Linked DNA regions of Homo sapiens: region 2 is linked to region 1. A link is a loop called in an ENCODE intact Hi-C map of the cell type or tissue named here. Cell type or tissue: Caco-2. All regions are shown on one strand. Each heading gives the region's core, and the rest is flanking DNA. Links, peaks and the distances in the headings are about the cores only.

What was found. Hi-C counts contacts between places; a loop is a spot of excess contacts. Peaks named below come from ENCODE experiments on the same cell type or tissue, not always from the same donor. Only the 100,000 strongest peaks of a DNase experiment are listed, where the experiment ranks them.
Region 2: a loop joins it to region 1, with 9 times the contacts of the local background. A loop is called at or near these places in 54 of 110 quality-filtered maps.

Annotation. Positions count from the first base shown.
Region 1 is chr14:51,774,392-51,785,140 of GRCh38, reverse strand. All of the region lies in intron 1 of LOC101927598 (a long non-coding RNA gene), which reads right to left. Among named protein-coding and RNA genes, the nearest start is that of GNG2, 81 kb to the left of the region's middle. RefSeq lists an enhancer at 5,052-5,121 and a silencer at 8,930-9,099. In Caco-2, for the core only: a CTCF peak has its summit at 4,865 (motif pointing right); a DNase peak (open chromatin) is centred at 4,820.
Region 2 is chr14:51,974,592-51,985,340 of GRCh38, reverse strand. LOC105370497 (a long non-coding RNA gene) reads left to right here. Exons shown (of 3, transcript XR_007064166.1): 3 at 2,412-2,815. Among named protein-coding and RNA genes, the nearest start is that of RTRAF, 9.6 kb to the left of the region's middle. In Caco-2, for the core only: a CTCF peak has its summit at 6,050 (motif pointing right); a DNase peak (open chromatin) is centred at 6,080.

The DNA of each region.
Region 1 (10,749 bases), core at 2,754-7,753:
ACTAATAAGAGTAGCTGGAGGTATGTGATCATTTTCTAAAAAATTGAAGGCTCAGTAGTTTGGCAAAAGATGACAGCAGGAGGTCTTAATGAGTTAGACCAGAAATTAATCTTGTCTTGTTTCTCCTTTAACTGTTTTTTCCCCCTGTGTCTTTGGCTGATTCTAGCAGCTGTTCAATTGTGTAATTAAGTCACTTCTAAGAGATCCGAGAAGCTGGGTCAGTACTATATGTTCTAGTGATCACTGGCTATCAAGATAAAGCTTGAATTGATATTTTGAGCAGTTATAAAACTCATGCTGCCCCATTTTCATGGAAACTGGCAACTGAAAATGCTAATGGTATTCAGAACCCTACTGCCATCAACAACTCCAAGGAGGGATAAAATCCAGAGCTAGCCTGATGCCTCCAACAATATTTCTCAAACAGTAATTAGTCATTAGGAAAAAAACATAAAGCAAGAAATGCACATTAAAATGATGTATAACATAACCACATTTAAGAATGTATTCCAATACCAAATGTCAAATTTCAACAATGCAAAAACCACAATTACATTTGCATCAGCCTAATAGCTAGGAATGAGAAAAACAGACAGGATAAAATATAGTCTAAGAAATGGAAAATGTTACTGTTCACTCTATTCCACCTGCACAGGAAGAATCTTCACATCCCACTTGGAGGTGTGCCCCTTTGCCTTTATCCTTATTTCCTTCCTGGAGATTGTACATAAATTCCTTATAAATGAAAAAGAGTCACTTTCTGAAAGTGTAAATTGAAATGTGCTGGCTGTATAAACTTATCAAATTAGTTTTGCTGTTGGAGGAAATCTTAATTAAAAGGCTGCTTTGAAATAAGGAAGTGTAATAAAACATTTTTCATTTTGTTTGCTTTCACGCCAGCCACATTCACTTTTATGATTTAATTTTTATTTTTCTTATTTAATGGATGACATTAGATTTGTCTTCCCAGCAGGTTCATTTTCAAAAAGTTAATGAAGTCAAGCTAAGCATATATGGTAGATCATTAGGGTTTCTGCTTACAACCACCAATATCCCATAGTCTTTGATTCCACTTTCTGTTTGGGGACACGATGGGATTTATCAGAAAAATGAATTCCTCTGTCTAAATACAGAGGACATAGCCACGTCCTCTGATTCATGTATTACGAAATCACTTGGGAACTATCAGAATTACAGAGGAAACAGCACCCCGTCCATCTTCTCCAAATGAGTAAATTTGCCATGAGATCACATTTTTTGTGGCTTTACACAATAAAGAATTGAACAAAAGTAAGATTTGATCTATGAGAATCAAAACTTGAGAATTTTTAAATTGGTGTGTAGTAACCCAGTGTTATTAGGGGTTAGGGATCAGTGTTTTAAGCATTTGTTGAAGGCTGGTGTCACTTAACTTTTTATAAAATCTTTTTCTTTGTTTAAAGGTGAGACTCGACCCTTCTTTTCCCACGTGAGGCTTCTTATGGAAAGAGCACAGGTATCTGGGGTCTAAAGGCCTTGGTTAGTCTGCTATTTCCAGCCAAGATGGAATAACAGGAATGGGATTTAAAATTCCTACCTGAAACAACCACAAAACTAGGGGTAAAAAAAATGAAAGAATGTTTTTCAAAACATGGAAAATAGGAAACAGTTCTGTGACACTTGAGAGATGGTAAAAAAAATGAGGTGAGCCTTACAATCTGTAGAGTCAGTGCGATTCTAAGTAAAATCTCAGAAATTTTTAAATAGAAATTGACAAGATTTGTACAGAAATGCAAAGGACCAAAAATAGTCAAAACAACTTTGAAAAAGAACAGCAAATTTGGAGGGCTTATCTACCTGATTTCAAAACTACTTATTATAATGCTATAGTAATCAGTATGGTATCGGCATAAAAATAAACAAATAGATCAATGGAACAGAATAGAGATTATAATAATGGAGTTACATATATCTGGTCAATTGACAGTTAACAACGGTGCAAAGGAAATTCAGGGGAGAAAGGATAGTCTTTTCAATAAGGGGTGCTGAAAAAAATAGATATCCGTTTGCAAAAAAAGTAAATAAATTTTAAAAACTCCAATACACATCTCACATCATATAAAAAATTAATCAGAATAAATCATAGACCTAAAAGCAAAACCAAAACTACAAAACCTTTAGAAGAGCATATAGGAGAAAATCCCTATGACCTTGGGTTACAAAGACTTGTTAGATACAGAACTAAAAACATGATCTAAAAAAATTTTTTGGTAAATTGGACATCATTAAAATTTGAAACGTCCATCCTCAAAAGACATTATTAAAAGAATGAAAAGGAAATCTACAGAATGAGAAGAAATATTTGAAAAATCACATATCCGATAAAATATTTATATATGAATATATAAGGAATTCACAAAACTCAATAATATGCCAACGAACAACCCAATTTTTGTAAGTGGGCAAAAGATCTGAACAGACACTTCACTAAAGAAGATATTTGAATGACTAATAGGCACATGAAAATATGTTCAACATCATTAGTCATTATGGAAATGCAAATTAAAATCACAATGAGATGTTACTACCTATTACAGTGTCCAAAATGGAAAAGACTAACCATACCAAGTATTGGCAAGGATGTGGAGTATCCACGTATGAAATTCTCATACATGCTGGTATGACCATTTCGGGAAGACAGTTTAGCTGTTTGTGAAAAATCTAAACATATACTGATCAAATAATGCAGACATTCCATTTTTAGATTTTTACCCCAAAGAAATGAAAACTTAGGTCTGCTGCAAATATTTTCACGTCAGTGTTTATAGAAGCTTTATTCATTATAGCCCCAAAGTAGAAATAATCTAAATGTCCATCATCAAAAGAATGAATAGTGGCATACCCATCTAAAGACACATTCCCTAACAATAAAATGGAATAATACACAAAACAACAGGAATGAATCTCATGATAATTATGCCAATAACGCTAGACAAAAAAGCATATACACTATATGTTTCCATTTATGTAAAATTTGTATAAAATGAAAACTATAGTGACAGCAGATCAACGGTTGCCTGGGGATGGCAGTGTGGGGGTGGAGACTGGGGGATTCCAAAGGGGCATGAGGAAATGGATGGGATAAAGGATATGTTCATTATCTTGATTGTGGTACTGGTCTCATGGGTTTATACTGTCAAACTGATCAAAGATCAAATTTTGTATTTTAAATATGTGCATGCAGTCTATTGTATGTCAATCATACTTCAATAAAGTTGTTTAAGAAAAAGGCCTGTCTTCAAGTCACAGTTGTGTAATCTCAAACAAGTGTTTTCACCTCTCTGCACCTGAATTCCCTCAAGGGTCAAATGAGGAGAATAACACACACCTCACAAGGTTGCTGTGCCGGGCGAGATTCTGTAGCAACAGCCCTGAAAAAAGCACTAAATCAACGCCATGGAGAGCATCTTGTCTTCCCTGTAAGGAAGTTAATTTTCCGATTGATCCCTCAGCAGAATGGCAGTGTTCCCTCTCTAGGTCGTCCCTTTTATCTTCAGAAATCAAAGAACATGACTTTTGAAGCTAGAGTCGTTAGATCTCTTAAATGCCTTTAGAAACAACGTTAGATGGGGAAAAATGAGAACACACAGGAAATTAAAAAGCAACAGCATAAGCATCTGCAGCTTTGTTGAGCACTTGTGAAAATTGGGCTTGCCCTACCATCAAAGGACACAATAAATTTAAGCCATCTGACCTATGTGTAACCCCTGCACACACACAAATGAATATATGTATCATATTCATATGATACACAATTATGAAAGGAAAATAAATTTAAAAAAAATAAACCACAGCCAGGCACGGTGGCTGATGCCTGTAATCCCAGCACTTTGGGAGGCCGAGGCGGACGGATCACGAGGTCAGGAGTTCAAGACCAGCCTGGCCAACATAGTGAAACCCCGTCTCCACTAAAAATACAAAAATTAGCCAGGCATGGTGGTGCATGCCTGTAGTCCCAGCTACTCCGGAGGCTGAGGCAGAAGAATCGCTTGAACCTGGGAGGTGGAGATTGCAGTGAGCCAAGATTGCCCCTCTACATTCCAGTTTGGGCAACAGAGTGAGACTTCGTCTCAAATAAATAACAAATAAATAAACCGCATATGCTTTAGAGTCAGACTTTGAATCAGATCCTGACTCACTGGCTCCGTGACACCTTGGACAGCTCCCTCAATCGTGCTAAGCCTCAGTTTTCTCACTTGTAGAACACTATCCTGGAGTAAGAAACTGGAAAAACAAACAAACAAACAAACAAAACCATGTAAAATACCTAGGACAGTATCTGGCACAGGATGGAGCTCAGTGAAACAGCTTCCCTAAGGTAACACACCAGACTGATCACACTTGAATTCAAACCTCCTGGTCCCAGGTCAATAATTTTTCTATTATCCTCTGTTGCTAGTTTACCTGGGTAGTCTGTGGCAGAGGGGCAATTAGATACCGGGTGTCTTAACTCTCAGTCTGGTGTTGTTGCCATTGCACAAGGTCATTTTTAAGAAATCACCACTAATGAGAATCTATTAATTAGGGGGAAAACGGCACCTAGAGATGGAATCATACTGGTTGAGGGACCAGGGAAAATCCCTTTGGATCCTATTCCAATGCTACTAATTACTACCAGGTCAGTCCCCAGTGTGACACCTGTCCTTCCACTGGTCATTCCCTGTTTGCCATTGTCCCTGCAGCGGAACCCTTTCCAGAGCTTTCTACCTGGAAGCCGCATCACCCCCGCCACTCGCGCCCCTCGCCTCCGCCACCCCAGCACTGGACTGGGCGGGATGTTGGGAGTACATAATTGTTGTTGTGGCGGCTCTCAACCACAAGATGGCAGCACATGACTCTCTTTCAGAAAAGAAACCTGCAGCAGGGGAATTTTGCAACCTGGCACGTTTCAATTAAGATGAAAATATATTTTTAGAAGTTGCCTCCGTCACCCTTCAAATGGTAAGCATAAACCAAAGAACACAAAAGGAGACTGCTAAGGCATGAGGATTAGGGATGAAGGGAAGACTAAAGTAGACAGTCCCTGTAGAGGTGCTTGGAAGCTGTAGGATTTGCCTTCTTGGTGTTTGCACTAGGTCTTGTTGCTGCTCTCTTCTTTGTTCACATTCTTGCCAGAGCTCATAACTCCAAAATTAACTATCCTAGGGGTCTCTGTCCTTGATCGAGTCTATCTGAGCCTTGACCAGGCTTTAAAATTCTGAATTCCTCTATTTCCATTAAGATGTGAGTGTATTCCTTATTTCTTTTCCCATAATATCAAGGGCACGGGGTTTTTTTTGTTGTTGATGTTGTTGTTTTTTACATTTCTCTGCCTGTTCTCTGCTGCTGCACGTCCACTTCAGACATCATTTATTGTTGTGATTATGCCGGTATCAGGAGATGGAGTGGATTTCAATCTCCATCCCACCTCAGACACACCAAGGTCTGAGCTAAAGTAGTCCTAGCTACCTCAGCACCTCGGCCCCAGGTAGCCCTCTGCGGATGGGTTCTCATCTTCTTTCCAAGTTCTTCCTTCTCACCTGGAATGTAAACACCTGTGAAGGGCAGAGTGTGGCACCTAGGGCATTTTAAACTCCTCCTTGGGAGCTCATAAATCCTTTTTTTTTTTTTTTTTTTTTTTTGAGATGGAGTCTCACTCTGTTACCCAGGCTGGAGTGCAGTGGTGTGATCTCGGCTCAATGCAACCTCCGCCTCCTGGGTTCAAGCAATTCTCCTTCCTCAGCCTCCCGAGTAGCTAGGATTGCAGGCATGAACCACCATGTCTGGCTAATTTATTATTATTATTTTTTAGTAGAGATGGGGTTTCGCCATGTTGGCCAGGCTGGTTTCGAACTCCTGACCTAAGGGGATCTGCCCGCCTTGGCCTCCCAAAGTGCTGGGATTACAGACGTGCACCAACACACTTCGCTGATTTTTGTATTTTTAGTAAAGACGGGGTTTTACCATGTTGGCCAGGCTGGTCTCAAACTTCCAACCTCAAGTGATCCACCAGCTTGGCCTCCCAAATGCTGGGATTTCATAAACCTCATGTTTCAAGCAAGAGAATATTTTGATTACCTAAAGTAATTAGAAGCCCTGCGCTTAAATTGGGAATCATCATCTTTCCTATTAGGTCTTGAGGAAATGTGATACAGACGCATAGACAAATAATCGGAATATAAACTCCTGAGGGAGTGGAGAGAGTTGGTTAGTGATGATTCCTAATGAAGAAGTGAGCAGGGGTTAGCTAGGCTTATCTGGAGGCGGGGCGCTGGGGTGAGGAAAGGCATTCTCTTTAGAGAGCAGTACCTAAGGGGTGGAAGTGAGAAACAGCAAAATGCAAGCAAGCAACCATGGGCAGCTCTGTCCTGTGAGAGAGTAAAGCACGGAGAGTCAGTAATGGATAGGCTCTTGCCATAGGCAGTATAGATCATAGGGTGCCTTTGTATAGATCATAGGGTGCCTTGTACGCCATACAAAAGGGCTGGGTCTCCTGCTCTAGGTGGTGGATGGTCGCTCAAGGGTTTGATGAAGACAGTTCATATTTCAAATAGATTGCTGAACCCTTAAGGTGGAGGAGATATTTAGGAAGGCTATTCCTGTAAGTAGGGACCCAATGGGGGCATGGTTGCAGTAATGCAGGAAAGAGACAAAAGGGGTCAGAGTCGGGATATGGGACAAGATACAGAGGGGCATTTAGGAGCCCACTCAGGAAGACCCCATCAACTGGTTGGATGTAAAGCTGAGGAAGTAGAGACGGGTACAGCGATTACATTCTGTAATGTAATGGGCGCTGGATGGGAAGAGGAGAGAGGTGGGTGATGGGGTGGGGCTGGTGAAGTGGAGCTAGTGGGGTGGGGACTAGGTAGGGCTGAGCTGGGTATGGGGAAAAGGAAGCTCTTGTTTTGTTGTATTTTGGGGATTGTTTAGAACAGGAGGGCGCTTGACACATTTAGGGACTGAGCGGGGAAGAAACAAGTAGAGTGTGATAAATTGAAGGTGCAGGAGAAAGATGAAGAGGCACGATCCTAAGAGGACTGGAGGAGGCTCAGGTGAGGAGCATGGGCTTTGCAGGAGGGTGTGTGTCTTTTTCCCTGAGACTGGAGGGAAGACCATCAGGCTGGGTGGATGGGCAGAGATGACTTTGTTAAGTGAGAGGGCAGGAAGTGGACTCTGCAAAAGAGCAGCAGAAAAAAGATTAGAGGTGGGAGATCTTGGAGAACCGTGTAGCCTGGTGGCCACCAGCACAGGCTCTGGAGTCAGGCTGACTTAGATTGCAGTGCCAGCTCCACCACTTACTGGCCATTTGGCCTTGGGCAAACTCTCTGATCTTTCTAAGGACTCAGTTTCCTTATAAAAGGGGATGATAAGACCTCCCTCATAGGATTATTGCGAGAACGAAATGAGATTCCATGCATTCTCTGAAGGAGATTGACAATGATGAAGACCATGCAGCAAATCGAGGAGCTAAATATGCCAGACAGATTTCATGGTCTAAACAGTTTATATGTCTTTTGATTGCCTCCCACAAGACTGAAAATAACTTGGGGGTAGGGGTCATATGTCTTGCTTTTCTTGGTCTTCCTGGCATTCAGTGCAATGCCTGCTTCATCAAGGGCTCTCAGTCAAGTTTGTTAAATGACTGAATAAATCAATTGCCCAGTCAACCCAACCATAGCTCCAGCTTCCAACTGCCAGACTGTGCACTTCCCATTCTACCGCACTACCTTTCTTGGTCCAGCCTTAACGTCTCTGTTTACCAACATTGTTACACTATTTGTGATTACTAAAGAGTAACAGTTCCTTGAATTGGGCACTATATTTTGGTTCTGGAAATGCAAAAGCACATTATTGTTTATCATGGAAGTCAGGTGATCTAGTTCTGCTAGTTAATTGACTAATTAACTACTAATTAATTAGCTAATAATTAAGTTAATTAATTCCTAAGAATTAAAAAGGAAAGGAGAGGGCGATTTATTGCCAGAGAGGCTTCTCTAAGTGTTTTTATGGCCACTTTCATCCTGTGTGTGACTGAGCTTTAGCACGTTGACCAGGTTAAGGATCTGGATGCCAGAAAAGCCACACCTGGGCCTGGTGGGGCAGAGAAAGGGCTGCTGCAGCCATGGAGCCAGCGCTCTCAGGCCTCAGCGGTTTCAGGTGCCCCAGCCAAGTGAGAGGCAGAGTGGGCGCTTGGCCGCTGAGAGAAGGTCAAGACATGAATAATGGAGGCCACAGGCACACCTTCCAGAGCTGTGTCTGCTTGCTAGGCTTTTCAACCTTGGCCACCCCACCTTTAAAAAAAAAGAAAACCTTTAAAAACATGAAAAGACCCAACATCTCCTTCCTTGCCCATCTCTCTCTCTCTCCTCTGCCCCCTCAGATGAAAGGCAGCAATGCAGCTAAAATGTTCCCACAAACGTTCAGGTACAGGGGAGCTGTCAAGATCAGCGTGCCACGGAGGCAAAACAAGGAACTTGGAAGAGCCATAAACTGCACACCACCCCCTCCTCAAATAACCCCAGGCTTAGCAAAGGAGCCTCTGCAAGCAGAGATGGAGTTTGTAAGGATTAAATTTCCTCCTCCCACAAGCCCCCAATTGCAAAAAGCCAAACTTTCTGGGTTCTTCCTACCAAACGACTCCCTTCTGACCACCAGAGGTCAGGCTGCAGTTAGGAACAGGCAGTAGGTCCCCAAAGGAGAGATCTGACCTAGTTCCTCCCAGGCCCTCCGGGGCACGTCTGGAGCTCCCCCAGACTCACCCAAGCTCGCCCAGCAGGGGCCTGTGGATTCCTTTCTCCTCTGTAATGGACAGGGGCAGGCACACCAGAAGCTGCCTGGAGTGTGATAAACCGAAGGTACGAAGAAAGATGAAGAGACAACATTTAAGAGGGCTGGAGGAGGCGCAGCGGAGGAGAATGAGCCTCCTGAATGAGTCATCCCCCACTTCAACTTATTAGGTTTGAGAACCACTCACCTAAGAATCCCGCGAAGCAGGGAGCTGATTAAAAAGCAGATTTGGCTGGGCACGGTGGCTCACGCCTGTAATCTCAGCACTTTGGGAGGCCGAGACGGGTGGATCACGAGGTCGGGAGATCGAGACCATCCTGGCTAACACGGTGAAACCCCATCTCTACTAAAAATACAAAAAAATTGGCCAGGCGTGGCGGCGGGCGCCTGTAGCTCCAGCTACTCGGGAGGCTGAGGCAGGAGAATGGCGTGAACCCGGGAGGCGGAGCTTGCAGTGAGCCGAGATGGCGCCACTGCACTCCAGCCTGGGCGACAGAGCGAGACTCCGTCTCAAAATAAATAAATAAATAAATAAATAAATAAATAAATAAATAAATAAATTAAAAAGCAGATTCCTGGGCTCTGTTTGTGAAGGCCAGTTCTGCAGGTTGGGAATTGGGCCCAATGCCCTGCGTTTTATGCAAGCTCTTTGAGAGGTCCTGACGTTGGTGGTGCACTGCTGTACTTTGAGCAGATAATGCTTTAAGCAGTTGCTCAAACCTGGGGGCAGTCGCTAAGCACAGACTTTGGTTTTGTGCAATACCTGAGACTCAAGCAGGCAGATGGGATTAGGCCTACGTACCCTGCTACCTCAGGCCTGTAGGCCATTGAATGCATGCTTGCTGGAACACCTGAAGTGAGGCAGCTACTCCTGGCCCCATCCACTCCCAAGCTGGGAGGAAGGAAAATTCGTACTGCTCTGTGCAGGATGAAGACCATTGCAGGCTGGCCTGCCATCTCCGGATGCCTTCCTACTCCACGTTCCTTCTCATCATTTCTGAGCACTGGTTTCCTTATTCTGTCCCCTTTGATGTGCCTCCATCCTCCTCATTGCTCAGAAAAAGCATCCTGGATTTAGAGGTAGTTAAGCTCCCTTCCCAGGATAATCCTTGCTTGTTGTCCTTCCTTGGTGCTAAGACACAATCTACCACATGAGCACCTCGATGTACTAGGAACTTTTCAGAGAGGAGTGGGAATGAAATATGACATTAAATATCCATATCCAATGGAAGATGCAGCCCCCTTCCAGAATCGATAAAAAGTGCATTTTAGCGTTGAGGAAGTTTTCTCTCCTTTTCTAATGATCCAGTGTTACTGTATTCATTCGACCCCAATTCATTGAGTGCCTGCTGAGCCAAGGACCTGCCGTAAGTGCTAGCGTATGTTAAGCTAGATTAAGCTAGATGGACAAGGGTCTCACCTTCACAGGTCCACATTATGGTATAGGACGCAGGCAAAGAATAATCAATAAGTGAATTAGTGAATCAGAGTTGTGATTGCTGGTATTAACAAATAAACAGGGTTCTGTGATAGAGACACAGTGGAGAACCAATTTTGGAATGAGTGGTCATGGAAGAACTTTCTGGGGAGGGGAGGTGGAGCTGAGGTCAGAATGAAGAGTACAGGTAAGGCACCCCGCGATGTGGGGAGTAAGAGCCACCCCCTCGCCCCCCCCCCCGGCTCTTACGTTCCACATGGCAGGGGGGTGAGTCACCCCCCGCGATGTGGGGAGTAAGAGCCACCCCCTTGCCCCCCATGGCTCTCATGAACCACATGGCAGGGGGGTGAGTCGCCCCTCGCGATGTGGGGAGTAAGAGCCACCCCCTCGCCCCCCCTGGCTCTCAAGACGCACATGGCAGGGGGGTGAGGCACTCCCTGCGGTGTGGGGAGTAAAAGCCACGCCCTCGCCGCCCCTGGCTCTCATGACCCAGATGGCAGGGGGAT
Region 2 (10,749 bases), core at 3,143-8,142, 200 kb before region 1:
GGTTGGGGTTTTGTAACTTACAACTGAATAGTTCTAACATGAGGACAGATCCCAGAGAGAAAGGAAAGAAAGATCCACGGACTTGGTGGGACTAAACATAGGATGGGAAGGAGGTGGATGGCTTAAAGGAGGTTTCTAGAAGGTCACCTATCAGAGATGTGATAAGCAGTGAATTCTTGCATAGAAACAGGAGCACCGGTAGAAGGAAACCAGTCTGAGGAAGCTGAAGAATTAAGTTCTGCACCTGTTGAAATCGAAGTCCTGTAGATGTAGCCCATAATCACTACTGAAATGTCAGGAATGAATGTGAGTGAGTGGATGAGATGTCCATTGAGGAGCCATCAGCATAAAGTTGTAGATGGAAACTGTTACAGTAAGGTCCCTGAGGAGACGGGGAAAGAAAAGAGGACTGAAGACTTCATCCTAGGAAAACCCAGTATTCATATTTAAGGAGTAGGAGGAAGAGTCATGGAATATGGGAAAAGTGGTTGGAAGGACTAAGAGAACAAGGAATATACAGCGTCCTAAAACGTGGAGAGGAAGGGGTTTAGGGAGGCAGGGTTGGGGGCAGAGTAACAGGGATCAACATTTGGGTGATAGGATTATGTGGATTCTTCCCCCAAAAGTGACAGAAAAGCCACCTCTGAATGCTTGAAAGCCGGTAATGAATAAGGCAGAGGTTATGGTGTCATATGATATTGACCAGCATACAGTCAAATTTAGATCACCTACTTTACAGATCTCCCATGCATATTCCTGTTCTCTCTTCCCTTTCCCTAGTACCTCAGTGACCCCCACCAGGCAGAGCTGCTAACTGAGATGCCTGCAAAGGCCTGACCTTTCCCTTTGTTTCAAATTCTTGAGAACTAGTCTTTCTCCAAGATGCTAGGAATTAGGGGCTGCTACTGCAGGGACCTTAGAGGGCTGGGAAATCTCATTCCTCAGAAATCCTTTGACCAACTTGTAGAAGGTATTGTCTTGACAGCTGAGTGCCAAACAGCACGCTTTACTTTAGGTTCAGACTTGCCAGGGTTCCAAAACCACAGCACTGAGTTCAGCCTGCCAGCTGAAGAAGGGGCAGGGGATGGTGAACTCCTACAGATTTGCCCTGATCCTGCCATGGCTCTCAGACCTGTGAACATTTTAAGTAAAAGTCTCTTTTGATGAAGAATACAAGATATTCTATCTTCTACTTCAAAGTCTGACACAACTATTGTGTGTTCATGACATACGTATTAGGCCACTCACACATTGCTATAAAAATAGTTGAGATTGGGTAATTTATAAAAAAAAGAAGGTTTAATTAGCTCACGGTTCTGCATGTACAGGAAGCATGGTGCTGGCATCTGCTAGGCTTCTGGAGAGGCCTCAGGAAACTTACAATCATGGCAGAAGGGGAAGTGGGAGCAGGCGTGTCCCATGGCCAGAACAGGAGCAAGAAAGAGAGAGAGTGGGGAGGTGGAACACACTTAAATGACCTGATCTCGTGAGAACTCACTCCACTGTCATGAGGACGGTACCAAGGAGATAGTGCTAAAGCATCCATGAGAAATTTGCCCTTATGATTCAGTGGCCTCCTATCAGACCCCACCTCCAACACTGAGGATTACAATTCAACGTGAAACTTGGGCGGGGACAACATCCAAACTATATCAACATCTAAAGGCCTAGGTAGCTCACAATGAGTCAGTTAAGGAGGATGTCCGACCTGGGTAAAGAGCGAGGGTGGAGAACATTCATTCATTCATTCAGCATGTGCTATGTACCATGGTGGACACTCAGGATATAATGATGAAGACAGACATGATCCTCCCCTTCATGGAGGTTACAGCCCAACAGGGAGGCAGGAAACAGCAAGGCAAAGGAGATGGAGGTAAACAGAAAGGGACCTACGTTAGATAGGGTGGTCAGAGGAGGCCTCATGGAGGAGGTTACATCTAAGCCAGCTATCAAATATGAGCTATTACCGGATTTCCCAATGGGGAAAGGGCAGAGCATGAACAAAAGCATGAGCACAAAGGCCCCTTGTCAGCAAGGGTTTGCTTCTGTGAAACTGAAGGAAGATCAGGGAGGTAGGAGGGTGGTGAGCCGGGGGTTGGGTGTACTGTTGTTAAGTGAGGAGGGAGGCCATGGTGTGGAGTATGGACTTTATTCCATGTGCATCAGAAAGCCACTGAAGGTTTTAAGCAGGAGTGACAAGCTGTGGCTTGGGTTGTAAGATCTTTCTGGGTACTGTGTGGAGAATACAAGGGAGCTGGTGGAGAGTGAGAAGCTGGGAGACCAGTTTAGGAAGCCATCGCAGTGGTGAGGTGAGTGGGAACGGTGAATGTCAGAAGCTGTTGCATTGTCTGGTGTAGCATAATGGATTGGGGGGATTATCCTTTGCAAATTACACTTTACTCTCTTTTCAGCCATTATTGTGGGTGATTGAGACTCATCCGTATGAACTATTCACCTTCGTACCTCCCGTTTACAACTCAGCATTGCTGGAAGAGCTGAACAGCCGCATGGATCATTTTTCAATTATAGAAAAACAAATTCTAAGCCTGAGAGAAAAAGTGCATGAGAAAGAAAGGGAGGAATATAGCTGCTAGCAGACAAGACATATACTTCCCAGCTCCACCACTGTGACTCTTTTAATTCAAAGAGATTTTTCAATTTTCCAGTGAGATTCTGGCCTCAATTCCTGTCCTAGGCTCAGAAAAAGCACAATAGTTTCTTTATACATCTTTTCTTTTAAAAAGCTCCCTGGAAAATATTGTAAATATGCTACTATATTGAGGTTTGATAATAAAGGGAAAAATTTTGCTCTTTATACCCATTTCTACTTGAACACCTTGTTTCTCTTTATTTCTCATGTTTGCTGGGTCATTCCTACTTTAGCGTTGGCGAGTAAGAGCAGCAGCCTCCTGGGAATTTAGTGCTCGGTATCTAATATTCAGTGCTGGGTGTGGGTGTTAGCAAATGCTAGGGAAAAGAAATCTCTGTCATCCTTCCCTTTCCAGCTGTAATCACGTAGAGTTTCCCTAGTGGCATTGGTGGAACCTGAGACCTGACCTCATTGGTCCCACTAATGACTAGGTAGGAATAAATAATTTAGATTGTTAATGAGGGTTTGAGCTATTTCCCCAATGAGCCCAACTTTCCGGCAGCCTCAGACTTTAGAGCTCAGTGGAGTATGTTTCTAAAGCTGCTGCCATTTTCACACCCTTTCCTCACAGTTAGGAAATAGTTGGAATTTGGTTTTTAAAAAAAGTATGGATCTCCTGGAGATGGGCAGTCTTTGATAGCACCCTGGGAAGTAAAGTCTGTCCTAGGCTGTTCATTCATTCCAGGCATTGCTAAGGGAAGTAATACAAAACAGACCACACATGGGAACCTAATTTCTGATTTGAACTTCTTTTCCACACAATTTATAAGTTAAATCACCGTCAATCTGTGATGAATCCATTATGATCTCCTTTTTCAGGAGTTGTGCCTAAATTTGGGGGTACTTCTGACATGCCAAGGAATGAGTGGTAGTTAGCAGATCACTTCCACGTCCTTGTAGACCCACATTGGTGTCCCCTGGGCCATTCTCATCTCTATCCACTCTTTGGTTCTTGGTGCACAGGTTTACAGGTTCTCTGTGTCAGGGCTGTACTGCTCTTAGTCATACAGGAAACTCCCACTGCTCCCACACTATCCAAGTGACAAGAGCTCCATCGCCTCAGGAGCCCGGGGGACACTGATCCTCTGCCACAGTGTGGCCTGTGAAGCTGGGCAGCTCAGCCTCATCTGCTTACCTAAAGGATGGCAAACATGGACCCACCTCTCTGCACTGCAGCATGCTTTCAACACATGAACTTCTGGAGGATGTTCAAACCACAGCAACTCCTTTTGGGGATCTCATAGACCAATGGTTCTCAGTGCTGGTCCCTTGAGTGGCAGCAACAGCATCACCTGAAACTTGTTAGAATTGCACATTCTCCAGCCCCAGCCCAGGCTTACTGAATCTGAAGCCATAGGGTTGGGCCAGCAATCTGTGTTTTAACAAGCCCTACAGGTGACTCTGATGTGCTCAAGATTGAGAACAGCTGTCGCAGAGAACTTTGTGGGTTTCATTGTGCTGACTTCTACACACGAATTCCTAACTTGGGCCCATTCCTGGGCCACTGCTCTGTCCTTCCTCCCTTCAGGACCATTCATTTGTTTCTGCTCAACCCCTGAGACCTTAGCAACAGCCCAGGCAGACCCCTGCTTCTGCAGCCTGCACAGCAGGATCCCCCGAGAGGCAGCCTTCATTTGGAACAATTTCTTTCCCACTCCTGTTTCCCAACCTTTCGGGCATTGAGTTGACTAAATTCGGAGTAAGAAATAGGCCAAATCCTCTGTTCCACAAAAACTAATTACCTTCTCTGTCCTCCTCGGTCCTACTCTGTGAGGTGGGGGAGTTCTTTTCCTTCCTTTCTCAAGCACATTCCTCTGTGTTGTCCATGGCCCTCTCCACTGGGCAGGTGGCCCCGAGACGTTGGGACAAGCTCATGTCCCAAGATAGTTTTCTGGCTCCTCTGACAATCTCTGGCCCTAGAGAGAGAAGCATAGGAACATTGAAGCTGGCCAGCTTTCATCAGCCACTGATGCTGCAGCATAAGCATCACAGTTTTCCCTTGGGGGTGTGTACCTCTACTCTTGATTTATGCTCTTTCCTTTGGTTATTTTAGCTTTTCCAGGGATTTTCCATGCCTTCCTCTTTCTCCCTGCCTAAACATGAGTATAAACCCACTTGTTCAATCCCCACCTCTCAGAGAAGCTCCAATTTTGCATTTCTTGGGCTAGCCCCATTCTCTACCTCACAGCCAACATGGCTAAAAGTCAATATTTCACCCTCCACAATAAACCCCCTTGTTCTCTTGCATTTCCCTTGATCCTTTCCCAGCCTAGTGAGTTCCCATCACCCTTTGAATCTCAGTTTTGACTTCAACCATGTGCAGGTTTCCCTGACTTTTCCCCACATCCAACCAAGCCTGGGCACTGTCCACTGTGCACCTTCAGTAGCTTTTTAATGTGGGCCTCTGCAGAGCTCCTCCCCAGCTGGGGCAGGATCCCAAGGGTCTGTCTCTCATTCACTTTGCACCTTCCAGCCTAACATAGATGCTCATGTCAAACCAGTATCGTAGCAGCCTAGAAAGATCATCCCTTTTCCTAGTGGACTACCTTATAGCTGCAGAGCTGCCATGTCCAAACATACTGAAAGAGGTATAAACACACTTCCAGTCACCCCTAACAAAGCTGGAAGCCCAGAGCGGGCCCAACATTTTGTACTAAGTCACCAGGGCAATGGCTACACTCACATCCTATTCACAATTGGCCTCCTCGATGACATTCACCATCTTATGAGGCTGAGAACCCTAACCAGCTATTTACTATTTCATCACACTGAAGACCATAACTTTACTAGTCCAGAGACTCTTGCCCTGGAAGAGCCAAGTTGCAAATCTTTATGCTTCATGGGAGAACTTTCTGGAAAGTCTCAAGTCATCAACAGACAGTTTACATTCCTAGATTCACATTCCCTTGATGTGTCCACCAATCCTAAACTATTATGTCACAATCCTTACCCAATTCTAATCCAACCTCCCTCTCCTACATTAAAAGATCTCCCTTAAACCAGACGTCAGAGTCTTCATAAATAAGACCCTGTTTTCCTCCTATTGAGACTTCCTTATGGTGGAAACTATGCACTCAGCTTTGCCTTATTATCAAGTAATTTGGGGATCCAGCATGCAGCAGGGCATTGCTTACCTAGGCCTTTCCTGCTTACCTAAGGGATTATTACTTTGCATTCAAAGGTTTGCGTTCAAAGGGAGTTTTGTTCTCTCAGCGTCTTCTACAGTGAAGAAGTTCTACATCTTGACGCAGTAATGCCTATGTACTCGAATGAAAATTCGAACAGCCATGGAGACAATAGCCAAAATGCTTTCTTCTCTAGATCAAAATGACCTTCGGCTTCTGGCTGCAAAGAGCATCTGCAGACGAAAGACGCGATGATGTGGCGCCTTCTGAGAACTGACCAGCAGAGGGCGCTCTTGAGAAAGAAGAACGATGTGCAAGATTGTTCCGGTCAGGGATGGCAAATTCCACACAGGAGGCACCACTTAGCTGTAATTATTGTAAAGAATGGTAAAGGCAAGTGGATTTCCACAGAACATGAACCAGAACAGCCATGGAGTGATAGCGGTGCCAATTGCGGGAAACCTAGCGGAGAACCTTCCCAAAGTGGTATTCAGGCTAGGATTTCAAGCCTCTAGTGGGGTTTGGCCTTTTTACCAAGTCTCCTGAAATAACAGAATTTCCCCCAGTAATTCTGAGCCCTGTGGCCTTTAGGACATGCCATCTTGAAGTCGTTCTGAGCTACTTACTCTGGTGTTTCTGAGAAATTATTCTGAAACAGAAGGTCACTCTAAGCCAGAATTGGCAAACTTTTTCTGTAGAAGGCCAGATAATAGATATTTTCACTTTTGTAGGCCATACAGTATCTATGACAATCTTGCAAATAGAAGAACTATTTGGCTGAGTAGCTGGAACTGCAGACGTGCCATTTCACTTGGCTCTGAGTTATCTCATTCTGATTCTGTGGGAACTCAGTGCCTTTCCTTGTCTTTGAGCTATTTTGTAACTGTAAATTGTAGATAACTGATAGCAATGGAACAGAATTCTTGTTTTAGACATGCAACTGAATCCTGTCTAGTGGAAGCTCAACTGACTTGTCTGCCCTTCAGTAAAGAAGCCAGTTTTGCATCCATTTGGAAATTCATTTCAGTATTCCTGATCTTTAAATGTCTCTTTTTAAATTTTTGCTTTGACCAATTGTAACATCACCCTGGTTTCCAAATCTGTTTTAGAAAGCTGTCTTGCGGCATGAACCTTGTAGCTTAAAAGCAGGCACAGAAAACATGAAACTAATGGGTGTGACTGTATTCTAATGAAAATTTATAGACACTGAAATTTGAATTTCCTATAATTTTCATGTCACAAAATATTTTTAAACAATTTTCCATGATTAAAACAGTAAAACCATTATTAGCTAATAGGCCATCTAAAAACCAGCCAAATTTGGCCCATAGGCTGTGGTTTGCCAGTTCCTGCTCTGAGCCAACCCTCGGCACAACTTCTCAACTCCATCTGTAATGCCCATGTCTCTCTGAGAGAATACCTTTATAAATTCTTCTTCCTAGACCGTCTAGAAATAGTTATCCACCAAGAAAGATGAAGGAACCAAAACATCTCTTTCAGGTCCTACCATGTCTATTACTAAGCAAAGTGCTGTTAAAAATTCTGACTGAGTTAAGGGGTTTAATAAAAACACATGATTCTCAAGGGTCAAAATGACTGCCCTTTCTGGTGTGAATACTAACTGCATCATGCGTTTCTTGCCAACGAGGAGTCCCTTTGCTGACTTCGCACCAGATTAAGGGAGAGCGTGAAGGTGGAGCTGGATCTTCTGAGGTTTGGGCCCTCAAAACAACCTTACCGGTTGAGATTCTGGACATGGGACTTAACTCTCTAGCTTCTGTTTCCTATTCTGTAATGTGAGGGGATATTATTATCTGATAAGGCTTTTGGGAGGGTGTTAAGAGCCAAAACACGGTAGGCACTAAATTGATGTTAGCTTTTATTACCCAACAGATAGAGATAAGCCCTAAGAAATGCCATGTCTTTCTGTGAGAAAAGAGGTGCTCTTTAGTGTTAGTGATGGGATGTAATAGGAATGGATTGTAAGATCTTGGAGAACAGGATACAAACTAAGTTCTTCTTTTTTCTGAATTACTTAGCTTAACTCAGTGCCTGGCACCTGAAGTGGTCTCAAAAGTAAGGAAAAACCGGTACTTCAATAGAAAACAATGCATTGTTTATAGTATTACTCTTCCAAGTTATCTAATTCTTTTTTTCTTTCTCTTTTTTGTTTTTAGAAACAGGGTCTTGCTATGTTTCCCAGGCTGGACTGGGCTCAAGCGATCCTCCCGCCTCAGCCCGATCTTCCTGCCTCAGCCTTCTGAGTAGCTGGGACTACAGGCATGAGCCTCAGCACTTGACTCGGAATTATCTAATTCTGATTCTGTGGGAGCTCAGTGCCTTTCCTTGCCTTTGAGCTATTTCGTAACTGTAAATTGTAGATAACTGATAGCAATGCAAAAGAATCCTTGTTTTAGACATGCAACTGAATCATGTCTAGTGGAGGCCTAACTGACTTGTCTCCTCCTTTGTGAAAGAGGCCAATTTTGCACCCATTTGCAAATTCATTTCAGTATTCCTGATCTTTAAATCTCTTTTATTTATTTTTGCTTTGGCCACTGGTAACATCTGCCTTGTTTCCTTATTAATAATGAGTTAGAGAAAATCTTTGACGTGTTCATTTAATACCTATGTGAGAGTCATGATTTCGCTTTTGTTTTTGTGGAAAATTGTCTTTCAATATGCTGTTTAATTATGAAATTGAATTCAGGAACGTTTTCCTAGAAAACATTCGAACGTGGTCCTAGGGAATGACCTAAAACACTTCTATGCTGCCTTTTTGAATCATCTCCTCTTTCCATTTACGGTCTACTCATGACTCTGCCACTACATTTCTATATAATTTTGAATGGCACTTCAACTTTCCCATCTGGAAAGTAGGGAGTGGAACTCAAAGGCATTCTATAAGACAGCAGTTCTCAAACTTCATGGTCTAGGGACTTCTACACTTTTGAAAATTATTGAGGACCTCCTAAAATTATCAGGGCTTTGGCTTATGTGGGTTGTAGCTCTTGTTATTTGCCATATTAGAATTAAAACTGAGAAAATTTAAAAAATATGTATTTATGAGGCTGGGCATGGTGGCTCACGCCTGTAATCCCAGCACTTTGGGAAGCTGGGGTGGGTGGATCACAAGGTCAGGAGTTCGAGACCAGCCTGGCCAACATGGCGAAACCCTGTCTCTACTAAAAAAATTCAAAATAAGCTGGGCATGGTGGCCTGTGCCTGTAATCCCAGTTATTCAGGAGGCTAAGGCAGAATTGCTTGAACCCGGGAGGCAGAGGTTGCATTGAGCTGAGATCATGCCACTGCACTCCAGCCTGGGCAACAGAGCAAGACTCCATCTCAAAAAAAAATGTATTAATTCATTGAAAATAACAATAACAAGCCCATTACATGGTAACATAAATAACATATTCTTATGACAAATAACTATATTTTTCAAAACAAGAAAATATACAGTGGGAACAGTGGCATTGTTTTACATTTCTGCAAATTGCTTTATTGTCTGGCTTAAGAGAAGACAGATTCTTGTATGTGCATTTGCATTCAATTTGTTGTGACGTCAATATGTAGCCTCTAAAATATCCAATTATGTTCATGAAAGAAGGCAAGTAAAAAAGGCAAATAACATCATAATAATATTATGAAAATAGTTTTGACCTTGCAGATTCCCTGAAAGCGGCTCAAGTCCCCTCAAGAGTTACTGGAACACTCTTTGAGAACTGCTGTTATAAAGTAAACCAAGACAACCTAGAGGTGGGAGTAGTGATTTTTTTATGATGGGCATGCCAGTACATCATGCTGGTCCCTTCTTAGAGTGACAATTGGCTTTCCTAAGCATTCCGGAACAGCCTTTCCTTGGGCGCACACATACGCAAGTGTGTGCATGTGTAGCAGCATCTGTTGATCTGTGCTGGGATTCTGTGTTACAAGCTTGAGTGGGACATCGTATATCCCTGGAGTAGGAACAGGAAGTAGATTGACGGTGGGGGAAGGAGATAAGCTCCATTCTTTTTTCCCAAAGAAGCTCTGAGTGAGTCCCTGAAACTGCATTTGCAAGGGCCTTTGTCCTAGAATTCGTTCTTGATCCTTTTCTCAAATCACGGCTTGGAGAGTGAAGTCTCTGGAAGCTTCTACTCTTACTCAGATGACCCTGCTTCTGACCCTTGGAGGGTCACTGGGCTCTAAGATGACAGAAAAGCAGGTATTGGAAGAGTAGTCAGTAAAGGAAGAGAGTTTTCCTTCCTGAAAGTCCTGAAGAAAAAAAAACACTCTGTGCCTTCCCTGTTAGAATCACTCTTCTTGTTCTTCCTTGCACAGGCTCCTTGATACCAGGAAATATTTTCAGTGCAAGATGAACCTGGAAGCTACTGCTGATACTTTCTAGGTACCAAATGACCACTGTGAAGAAAATGTAAATATTGACATGAGCTCACTGATTTCTTCCTTTTAGAGAAGTAACTCAGAGATTTGAAGTTTATAAATAATCCGCTTATTCTATAAATAAGAACAGACTCAGAGCTTTTATTATCACCTCCCTTTTATGTACTTACATTCCAATTTACACCATAAGATAATGGTTAAGAATTAAATCTTTGGAATCGGGACAAACCTAGGTTTATATCCTTGGTCTGCCACTTCATGGTAATGGGAATTTAGAGAAATGTCAACCGTTCTAAACCCTAAATTCCTCATCTATAAAGTAGGGGTGAGTTACTTTGAGATCCCTGCAAAGCAGAGCCTGAGTCAAGGACCTGGATGCAGGTAGTTTATTAAAGGTAGTGTTGAGGGTGATCCCAGAAAGAAGCAATGTAGGAAGAGAGAAAATGAGGCAGATTTAAGTGAGAAAAACAATATGGCATATTATTGGGCTGGTTACTCTTGTGGCTGATTGAGGACTGGGCATCCTCTTAGGGATGCTCAGAGAAATCATATAAAATGCATCCAGAGATGTCCCTCTGAAAGGGTGGG